2 separate regions of the Homo sapiens genome follow, and region 1 is linked to region 2. A link is a loop called in an ENCODE intact Hi-C map of the cell type or tissue named here. Cell type or tissue: endothelial cell of umbilical vein. All regions are shown on one strand. Links, peaks and the distances in the headings refer to the core of each region. The heading gives the core; the rest is flanking DNA.

Region 1 (5,384 bases), core at 111-5,110, 86 kb after region 2:
CAGCTTAACGCAGAACCTCGCTTGTAAGAGGGACTTGGTAAATACGTGTTGAATTGGAATTTGATTTGAAAATGAATAGGAAAAGTATAGAAGAGGAATGTGATTTAAACAGTTCATAAAAATGAAAACGTTTACTATGGAAATGTGGGTTTCAGAACTGTGCCCTCATGACTGCTTGTTTACGGTGATAATTAGCAACTTAAAATAATTTTGTGTTGATGCTTAATGCCAGGCTCTTGAAATCCTAAGATTCGCCTAAAGGATTTACTATAGTGTTTTCAAAGAAGCAACATTTTGAACTGACAAATACGTTTGTGTGTTGTTAGAAGAAAAATTTGAGAAATTTAATTATTTAGCATATTACTATCATGCTAAAAAATCTTTATTCTTGTCGTTTCTGTTCAAGTTATTGAGGCTTTTTCTACCAAAAGTGTATGTTTATGTTATTATCTTTTTTAACAGTCTATGTAAAACCCACTCCTTTCTGGCTATGATGTGAAAAATTACATTAGCATAGTAGAAACTATATTATCCATACAAGAGGTTACTTAATCTTTTTTTTAAAAGGGTAAATATTATGCTGATTCATGTTTTTATTTCATTTTAATAACATTCATCTAGTACTACCTAGAGTAAGGATTTCTAAAAAGAGACCTTGTTATTCTAGAATTCAGTATCTCATGATCTAATCAGAGGTCTCGTGCAGAGATCAACTGACTTAGGCTACTTAACTCATGTGACGGAAAACTTGAACTCTCTAGGATTCTAATTGTCCCCTTAATTCCAATAGTATTTGAGAATATATACTACTTTGTTCAAATTCAATACCCTAAAACATTTTTTGTCATTAGAAGTGATTAATCACCTGACAGTCTTGTTTTTTTTTTTTTTTTTTTTACATAGTGAATTCTTTATTCTCTTTTAAAGATTTGTGTTCTGTCATTTACAGATCTTTAGTAGAGAAGGATAATTTAAGGGATTAAGAAGTTAGTTGAAAATTGTTTAGAAATGAAAATCATTTGTAATGACTTACATACTTCCTAGCTATTGAAAGTTCTGTAATTATTAACTCTGCCTTACTGTTTTTTGTAATTATTCAAAAGAACAGACAGTTTACTTAAAAAGACAACATTGAGGCTGGGTGCGGTGGCTTACACCTGTAATCCCAGCACTTTGGGAGGCCAGGGCGGGCGGATCACCTGTGGTCAGGAGTTCAAGACCAGCCTGGCCAACATGGTGAAACCCCATCGCTACTAAAAATACAAAAAAATTCATCCAGGAGCAGCGAAAAATTGTATTTCTTTGTATTTTCAGTAGAGACGGGGTTTCACCATGTTGGCCAGGCTGGTGGCAAGCGTGGTGGTGGGTGCCTGCAATCCCAGCTACTCGGAGACTAAGGCAGGAGAATTGCTTGAACCTGGGAGGTAGAGGTTGCAGTGAGCCGAGATCATGCCACTGCACTCCAGCCTGGGGGACAGAGCGAGACTCTGTCTCAAAAACAAACAAACAAACATTGAAATCAGAAAACATTTGGGGGAATAAGGAAATACCTGCAATTTTTGATTCTTTCTACCAAGTTGTTTTGTTAATTCAGGAACATATATGGCATTTCATATAATGATCACTTTGAAATACTTGTATCTGCAAAATCCTGTGAAGAGTGAAACAGAAGTCAGGATTAAAGTTAGTGTTGATTTCATCTTCTGTCCTTTTTCTGGTAATAAAAAGGATTAGGAGGGCAAAATACTTTTGTCTTTAATATCTACTCTATCCTCCCTGGCTACTGGAACAGATCCACATTCTTATTTTCTAAAAACAAAAAGGAAGGGTGTGTGTATGTGTATTTTCTACCATAGCTACCTAACTAGCCAGGGCTTCTTGTGTTCTAGTTCCTTGCATTCTAATTCACATATATTTTCAGGAAAATGTAATGCATACCTGTAATACGTTCAACTTGCTACAATTATCATAGAATACTTTTGGTTCTGCTCTTATAGTCATTTAGTGATTGATCTAATCACTTTAATCTTTCTTAACATGAGGATCCTAAGATTAGTTACTTTTCCTGGCCTACTTGATCATGTGTCAGAGCTCAACAATTCCAGTGCCCCCTAACAAATGTTAGTGGTCTCTCTAGTTCTGACTGACTTCCCAGGGATACTTCTAGAGCCCCAGCTACCAGATGCTTCCTGACTGGGAGGTGGACGGCTTGCAGTTGCTTTAGGAAGGGATTGGCACTGCCAGAAGCAAGGCTTTTGGTCAGAATGATTCATTTCCACAGTGTGACATTAGCTGTATAGAGCAGACTGTTTTTCTAAATCGTTGTGTTATAATAATAGAAGTTCAGGAACCACAATTAGGGCTGTCATAAGGGTGTGGACATAGCCATAAGCTAAGGAAGAAGTTCATCTAGTCTGGGGATGGACCTTCGCATTCTTGCCAGGATATCTTTTAACATAACATTTGCTCAATTAAAATACCTTAATCCATAGAATGTTGGGGAGTGGGACATGTTTTTCCAAATTATGGATTGGAATGGATGGGGAAGGAAAACTGAGTGCTGAGAATGGGTTTTTTAGAAATTTCTAGGCGTGTCCTTGCACCCATAGTTTTTTGTTGTTGTTGTTGTTTTTAAATATATTGCTGAGTCTCTACTGCCTCCCAGATGTCACTTTTTCTCTTCCCTACTCCTGAAATTTCTAAGGCATTGCTACCATCAGTGTATCATAAATTAATTCACAGTGCTTGCCATACTCACGGTCCCTTCAAAGGGTAACTGTACCCCTCACTCTCCCTGTTGACCTGGGGCCCCTGCTAAGAAACCAAATGATCCAGCCAAGCTGATTGGACAAGGGGAGGCCCTGACCTGAAAATGGCTCACTCGTAAGGGCCTTTTGATGTGGCCTGGTCTCAAAAGGGCAGTCTAAACAGAAGTAGCAATGTTTAAGTGAGCCATTTAGGTGTCCTGTTTTGGGGATTTCTGTAACAAGTATGGAAAAGATAAACCAGAGGAGTGGTGTAGACACATTGACAGTTCTGACCCCATTAGCAGTGGTGTACCAGAAAAGCCACCAATTCCTACTCATGGGCTTCCAGGGCCTGCCTTGGAACCAACACTTTGCTTCGGTTTTTTCCTCTATGTGACTTAGCTCTTCTCTGGTTCCTTATCCTGTTGTTTCCTCTGTATTCATATGTGTGCCCTGCTCATCCTTCACCTGAGTGAGCTTGAGTATCAGTCCATTGCAATGATAGAAGCCTAATCACAGGAGACCTTAGAAACCTGGAAGAGCCACGGGCAGGTTGGTAGTCCAGGGGCATCAGGGGATAGAGTCACTATTTAGGGCCAAGAAATTAGGAATCTGGGCCTCAGGCTCCTTGCCTTGAGCTGCCGCAACTCCTCTACTAATGGACCGGATTCACTTAAAAAAATTTTTTTAAAGCCATTTTAGGTTCACAGCAAAATTAAGCAGATTGCCCTCCTCCACAGTCTTACCTTTTATTAAAAAAAAAAATTATGAACAGGAAATTAATGTTAGGGATATCAAATGGAATAAATTTCACCTTGTTGAGTTGTTTTTGATGTGTGATGAAAGTTTTTAGAATTTATAGCCAGTACTTATGGTGTCTGTATTGCTTCTGTTTTTGTAAAATTATTGGAAATCTACTCTGGCCCAGGATTCCTGTGTGTTTCAATATGTTCAACATGGAGTTGTTAGAGTATGGATCATGTTGACTCCTCTTTTTCCCAGCTCTGGCTATCCTCTTCCCTCTTCAGCAGCAGCAAAGGGCCCAAGCCCACTCACAAAAAACAACTACCAGGAATATGAGTTCTATTCCCTTCTGGATCAGGGTTTCTTCCACATGATGCCATGAAGAAGGTCAGGTAGAGTCACAGATACTTGGTTTATTTATGTTAAACGAAAAAAAGAGATGGCCTATAGGAGAAAAGAGATGGTTGCTATATCCAGGAAGTTCTCAAGCTCACAGACCCCGTGCATGCCTCTTTCATCTTTCTCCGTATGATCTTTGCCTGTGTCTGTGCAGATACCACTCTAGCTCTTCTCTCTCTTGTGGTCACAAGAATATAAAAACTGCCTAGCCACTTCCTCTTTATTATGCCTGAGTCTCCAGTTATCATGCTGAGTGAGCCAAGTTCTTGCTGACTGAATCATGTTCTTATAATTCTACTGATGTAGAATAATACTGATTATATCCTGTTTCTACTAACAAAATGGACATACAAAATTTGTCCAACATGCATAACCACATACTTATACCTTTTCCTTCATGAAAGCTCTAGCCAATTCTTTCATCAAGTATTTACTGAGTACTACTATGTTCCAGTCCTTTTATGATCTGAGCCCTGGGAATCTCTCTGGCCTCTCATTTCTTGCTACAGTGATTCTAAACTACTTGTTATTCCTCATGTGTATTTTATCCTGTTCCACATCTTTATGTCTTCATTCATGTCTGGAACATGAATTTGTTCATTTGCTTGGTTAACTCCTATTTGTCCTTCTAGCCCAAATCCATGTCCCCCTCCTTTAGGAAGTTACCATGTACTCTATTTTTCTTTGCACAAGTTGGGTGAGGTTTGCAAACTCCACTGGGCTCCCATGGCACCTTGTACATTCCTCCATCACAGAACTTTGTGTGTCATATTGACAGTGTCTGTGTGTGTCCATCTCATCAGCAGAACTTTGAGGGAAGGGAAAACATCTTACCCATTTTTGTTTCTGCAATTCTTAGAACAGTGTATGAAATAGAATATACACATACTAAATACTTGTGGAACCAAACAGAATTAGTTAGGGTATAAAGTAAAATAGAAAATCTTATAGAATCTCTAGGCAATCTTTGTTTGCATTAAAATCTGTTTTTCATTCCTAGAGACCATTTGCTTAGATCTTCAGCAAGGACATACCTAGCATCTGTTGCAGCAATGTGTCAATCATGAGTTACAGGCACACCATCTGTTTTTTACTGCACCGGTGCTGACTGGGATTTTGGCAATGCAGATAAATGTGCTTGCACCTAATAATGCTAGTTCTAACCTCCAAAGTCAGGCAGTAGACATGATTATGAAGACTCATAATACCTACATATAGTGTGGTCCAGTGCACTACCAAATGCCATGGCTCTAGCAAAGAATCTGGTATCTTAGATGGGTAGGCATAAGGGAACCCAACCATGAATCCAGCTGCAAGTGCAATGCTGTATCCCAGGACTAGACCTGTGCCTGTTGGTACTCAGTAAGTACTTGTTAAATGAATGACTGCATTTGGGTAAATGGATTTAGCTATATGTAAGGAAGCTATGGTTTGGCACTTTGTAGCACTGTAGATTTTGACTGTGCTGGAGGCATGGCTAAGGACTGAAGCTAG
Region 2 (5,384 bases), core at 270-5,269:
TGAAAACGTTTGAAATATTGCAAGAATTACCCAAATGTTACACACGATCACAAAGTAAGCACATGGTGTTGGAGAAATGGCGCCTATAGAGGCTGGATGCAGGATTGCCACAAACCTTCAATTTGTGAAAAATGCAGTATCTAGAAGTACAATAAAATGAAGCCCCAAAAAACAAGGTATCCCTAGATGGCAGTTTAGACTATGAATGTCCACCGGGCGCAGTGGCTCAAGTCTGTAATCCTAGCACTTTGGGAGGCCGAGGCAGGCCGAGCACTTGAGGCCAGGAGTTTGAGACCAGCCTGGCCAACATAGCAACACCCCGTCTTTACAAATTATTATTATTATTATTTGAAACAGTTTTGCTCTTGTTGCCCAGGCTGGAGTGCAGTGATATGATCTCAGCTCACTACAACCTCCATCTCCTAGGTTTGAGCAATTCTCCTGCCTCAGCCTCCCAAGTAGCTGGGATTACAGGTGCCCACCACCATGCCCAGCTGATTTTTGTATTTTTAGTAGAGATGGTTTTACCACGTTGGCCAGGCTGGTCTCGAACTCCTGACCTCAAGTGATCCACCCGCCTCGGCCTCCCAAAGTGCTGGGATTACAGGTGTGAGCCACCGTGCCAGGCCTACAATTATTAAAAATACAAAAATTAGCCGGGCATGGTGGCATGTGCCTGTGGTCCCAGCTACTTGGGAAGCTGAGGCAGGAGAATCACTTGAACCTAGAAGGCAGATTGCAGTGAGCTGAGATGGTGCCACTGCACCCCAGCCTGGGTGGCAGAGTGACACTTTGTTTCAAAAAAGAAAAAAAACTATGAAGGTGGAAGTTATTTCCTGGAGGCTGTGTAAACATAGAAGAGAAGGAGATCCAAGGACAGAACTGTTAGAATCCTCCCATTAAGAGGCAGGTTAAGATTCAACAGGGAGGTTAAGTAGGAGGAAATCCATGAGACAATAGTATCCTGGAGATCAAGAGAAGGAAGTTTTGACAAACAGGGTGCTGGGGACCAGTGTGCAGTTTTACACATTAAGGTTCATAATGATGCAGAGTGGTGTTAGTTGGGAAAGAATGGCTTTCCAGACAGGTCCTCATTGTGGAGCATTGCCCATGGTGAATTCTCCATTTGACCAAAGTCTGCCCCCAGAAATTCAAACTTCCCCTTCTGCGAGTGTCACTATCAGAAACAGATTCTTTTTATCCAAGGTCACATAGCCAATTTTAAAAAAAAGGCCAGATGTGGTGGCTCGCTCCTATAATCCCAGCACTTTGGGAGGCCGAGGCGGGTGGATCACTTGAGGCCGGGAGTTCGAGACCAGCCTGGACAACACGGCAAAACCCTGTCTCTACTAAAAATACAAAAAATTATCAGGGTGTGGTGGTGGGCAACTGTAATCCCAGCTACTTGGGAGGCAGAGGCAGGAGAATTGCTTGAACCCAGGAAGTGGAGGTTGCAGTGAGCCGAGATTGTGCCATTGCACTCCAGCCTGGGTGACAGAGTTGAGACTCTGTCTCAAAAAGAAAAAGAAAAAAAAGTTTTTTTTCTTTTTGTAGAGACAGAGATTTGCCATGTTGGCCAGGCTGGTCTTGAACTCCTGAGCTCGAGCGATTTGCCCGCCTTGGCCTCCCAAAGTGCTGGGATTACGAGTGAGCCACTGTGCCCAGCCACAGCCAATTTTCTTGAGGCTGAGTTTCATCATTAAGTGTATGTCTATCAGATTTTAACTCAAGTTCACAAATACATTGATATAGGACATATACTAGAACGTCAGTCAATTTATTAATAAAAATACAACTGTTAAATGCTTCAGTGGCCTAACTACTGCACTCTTCTTTCTCTCTGCAGTTCTGCTTAAGGGAAAGGCAAATTTTCAGTATGTTACTTTGTGAGTATAGAAGGAGAACAAATATGTCGTGGATCTTACAGTTTCTCAGCTAGCCCAGCGTGAGACATTCTTAAGGGATATCTTTGTCAAACAGTTGGCCTGTTGAACCCTTTTATTTTCAATACTTCCTTGGCTGACAAATGCCTTCCTTCGTTTCTCCAAAAGGAGTGCAATATTAACTCTTTTTGTTTTTCTAGTTGCAATTCCAGTGCAATTCTTCCTGTCTGAGATTCTACATCCTGGTTGAGTTTCGATGGTTTCCAAATTCCTTATCCAGGCATTTAGGGTCTTTCAATTGTTCCCCTGCCCCCAGAAATGCATTCATTTTCTGTGGCTTTTTACTAGTTTAACTTTTAGAGGGCAATCTTATTTCCAAGTTTCTGAGGGACACTTTGTTGGAACCAACAAACATTGCGAGTAACTATTCAGATATCAAGTAGAATGAGGATTCAGTAAGAAGCCGCAGGACTTGGCAAATAAAAAGGTCATTGGGGGAGCTCAATGCTAGCAGTTTCGGTAAGCTTGTGGGAGTGGACCCCCTGGGAGTGGACAAATGAATCTGAATTCCTTCGTTAGATATCTAGGAAGTGCTGGACCCTCAGAGTAAAATATAAGTAATTACAGACGAGATCCCTGCCCTGGTGCGGCTTATCTGAGAAGGAAAGGTGACCTAAAGTCACGACAATTGTGTAATGATACAGTTCATGTTGTTGAGGAACTGTACAGGGCTGTGACAGCCTTTAAGAGGTGGCTCTGGCCTAGTGTAGAGGTTTAGGAAGGAAAGGTTCTGAGGCAGAGACGTAGGACTGGAGATGTGAAGGCGTGGCAGAGTGGAGCAAGACTTTTGGCGTGCCCAAAAGACAGCCTGTGTGGCTACAGAGCGGAGAGCGAGGAGAACAGAACTAGGCGAGGATGGGTAAGTGGAAAGAGTAAAATAAAGCTCCTAGAACGAGGGGACCAGAGTGGACAGGAAAGGGCGGGGAGGGGCGGTTCCACTTAGAAACTACAATTCCCAGGAAGCACTCGGCAGCCACAAACGGATGTGAGGTGAGGCAGGAGCGGCGACCTTTGAAGGAAAAAAGGAAGTGTTTGGACGACAGCGAGCGGGAGAAGCGGGGTCAAGTAGGTAGGGGTGCGGTGCGGGAGGGGCAGGCGGGCTCCGGCGTGCGAGGGCCTTGGCCAGCGGAGCGTTTCGCGGCTCCGTGTCGTCATAAGGCGGCGGCCATTTTCGCGGGCGGAGGCGGCCCGGCGGGCCCTGGGAGAGCTGGGACGGGCGGCGGCCGGGTGGCCTCGGCCACCCGCTAATTGCATCTTTTCCCGGCGTCTCGTCTGCAGAGGGAGCACTATGTCTGCGGAAGTCCCCGAGGCAGCCTCCGCGGAGGAGCAGAAGGTGAGCGCGCGGGGCGTGAGCCCTGGGCCCTGCCCAAGGCCGGGTCTGGCGGGCGGCCTGCTCCCGCCAGGCGGAGGGCCGCGCCCGAGATGCGGGGCCGAGGCGCATGAGGCCGAGGCTCCTGCGCCCCACCTTTGGCTTCCCGCCGTCGCTGGCTGGTGCGCCGACGAATTGGGAGTTCCAACGTGCCCCGCGTTTACTCCGAATCGTGCCTTTTGTAACACCTCCGTGGGTCGCGGTGTTCCTCAGTCACTTATATTTACGCGAGAGCCCAGGACGCAGGCTTTGGGCGTAGAGCCTAAGTTTTTCTGTAAGCCTCAATTTGGTTAGGAAGTTTTATTTTTTCCTTTGAAGAACTCTCCAACTACTTGTATTGTGAGCGTGCGGTTCACTCCAAAAGCAGTGCCTCGTGTGCGGGCCGCGATGTGGGCCAGGATTGGCATTTCAGGGCCAACCCTTGTAACCATGGTCAGTGAGTAAAGTCCGGCCTTCAGTGTCTTCACCTGTAAAGGCCGAATACTGGTGCTTGCCTCCCACGGCGGGGTGAGGCCTAGAGGAGGTGAGTCAGGTGTAGTGTGCAGCGCAGTCTGTGCTCAAAAAGGTTTCAGTCGATGGGACTCAAATATGGTACTTGACTAAAAATCGAAAGGGTGGAATTTTAAAATTTTACTCACGAAATTAATCAGGGTTTTATTGGAAACAGGAATATTTTGTAAACGCCCTTGTGTCTTCCTGATGTAGGGGAATAGGCCGGGAGTGTCACTGTGGTTCAAATTATGAATATCAAGCCTTTGTATTTATCTAGGCTGGTGTTTGTCTCTCCCACTGTAATTATTTCCACCGCCCTGCCCTCCTAGGCAGGTGTGACTGGCCGAGAAGTGAGAAAGGGCCGAGGTATCTTGTCTCCTAAATTGTTTATCAACAATTTTTCTTACAAATCAGGTTGTGTTGCCGTTAAATACGATTTTGGTCTACTGCTTGACCTTCGTGCGGGTTTCTGCTTAATGTTGCACTTATGTCCTAATTAAGTTGGGAATTGGATTAGTGTTCTAAGCCCATTCCATATGTTCTTAAAACCGTGTTAACTTTTCTTAAGTTGGGTGCTTCTGTTAGGATGTTAAAGTAATTGAAAAACAAGAAAACATATAGCATAGGTAAAAGTCCAAGTTACCACATTATTTGAGAATATCCCGTGAAAATAGATATATTTACGCATTACCAAAAAAATGGATTTTGGGGGCAAAAATACAAATATTAAAGTTTGCAATCTTAACAGTATTATTAAGTATCACCTGCTTATTGTAAAATGCGTATTGTGTTCATTATTGCTTGAAATTTAGGAGCCCCCAAAAATAACAAGTCCCTGTCTGTGGTGGTTTGCCTTAAACACTTACATCAAACTTAGCATTAACTTCTGGTGCACAGTAGTGTGCTATGTAATTTTCTTTGATAAGTTCTGTTAGTATGTTGCCAAAGTATGCAGTATTGACTTCTAGAGTGTAAATACTTTTACTTGGAAAAGCCTAATGTATCTTTTAACAATATTAAGGATAGCTTGAACGTTTTCTCTTATTGATTGTCTACATTAAACATTTAAGGTGCTTTGGTTTTAGCTGCTGTCATTAAAATCAACCAAAGTGTGTTAGGAATATAATGTTCCTTCTTAAATTGAGGATTGGCTGTAAATGCTAAGTGCCTGTGGCGTGGATGGTGTCCCTAACCATGAAGAAAATGTGCACAGTCACTTCTGTGTTCCTGTGGGCCAAATCACCTGTTTCTTCTATTTGGAAGATCAGTTCGATGACCTAAAAAATTAAGTTATTGTCTGTGTACCCAATTGACCTTCCACTTAAAGCCAAAGTATTCAGCTAAAAATACCTTTATAGTTTACTGGTAGGTTGCCTGTTGCCGCTAAAGAATTAAGGTAGATAGCTGGGCCTTGCATGGAGTAAAAGCTAAGTCACTTTCTCTATCTTGAGTGGTGTGTGCACCCTTGGTAAGAGAAGAAAACCAGATAGATTCCTGTCTTGTATTAGGAAACAATATGTACAAACATAAAAAATAAGTATAAACTCTTATCTCTTAACTTGTATACCACTCTAAGACTA

What was found. Hi-C counts contacts between places; a loop is a spot of excess contacts. Peaks named below come from ENCODE experiments on the same cell type or tissue, not always from the same donor. Only the 100,000 strongest peaks of a DNase experiment are listed, where the experiment ranks them.
Region 1: it touches region 2 in a loop (4-fold over the local background); 6 of 110 quality-filtered maps call a loop at or near these places.

The regions. Positions count from the first base shown.
Region 1 is chr15:52,480,773-52,486,156 of GRCh38, reverse strand. The region is part of intron 1 of MYO5A (myosin VA); the gene reads left to right. Among named protein-coding and RNA genes, the nearest start is that of MYO5A, 45 kb to the left of the region's middle. RefSeq lists an enhancer at 4,168-4,317 and a silencer at 3,456-4,724. In endothelial cell of umbilical vein, for the core only: no CTCF peak of the experiment used is centred there; DNase peaks (open chromatin) are centred at 723, 2,216 and 4,126; H3K27ac peaks cover 4,408 bases.
Region 2 is chr15:52,566,740-52,572,123 of GRCh38, reverse strand. It overlaps ARPP19 (cAMP regulated phosphoprotein 19), which reads left to right and starts at 3,094. Exons shown (of 3, transcript NM_006628.6): 1 at 3,094-3,276. The coding sequence starts at 3,232. RefSeq lists enhancers at 2,565-2,694, 2,748-3,494, 3,495-4,243 and silencers at 3,165-3,224, 3,295-3,394. In endothelial cell of umbilical vein, for the core only: no CTCF peak of the experiment used is centred there; DNase peaks (open chromatin) are centred at 2,003, 2,993, 3,793 and 4,053; H3K4me3 peaks cover 2,007 bases; H3K27ac peaks cover 2,317 bases.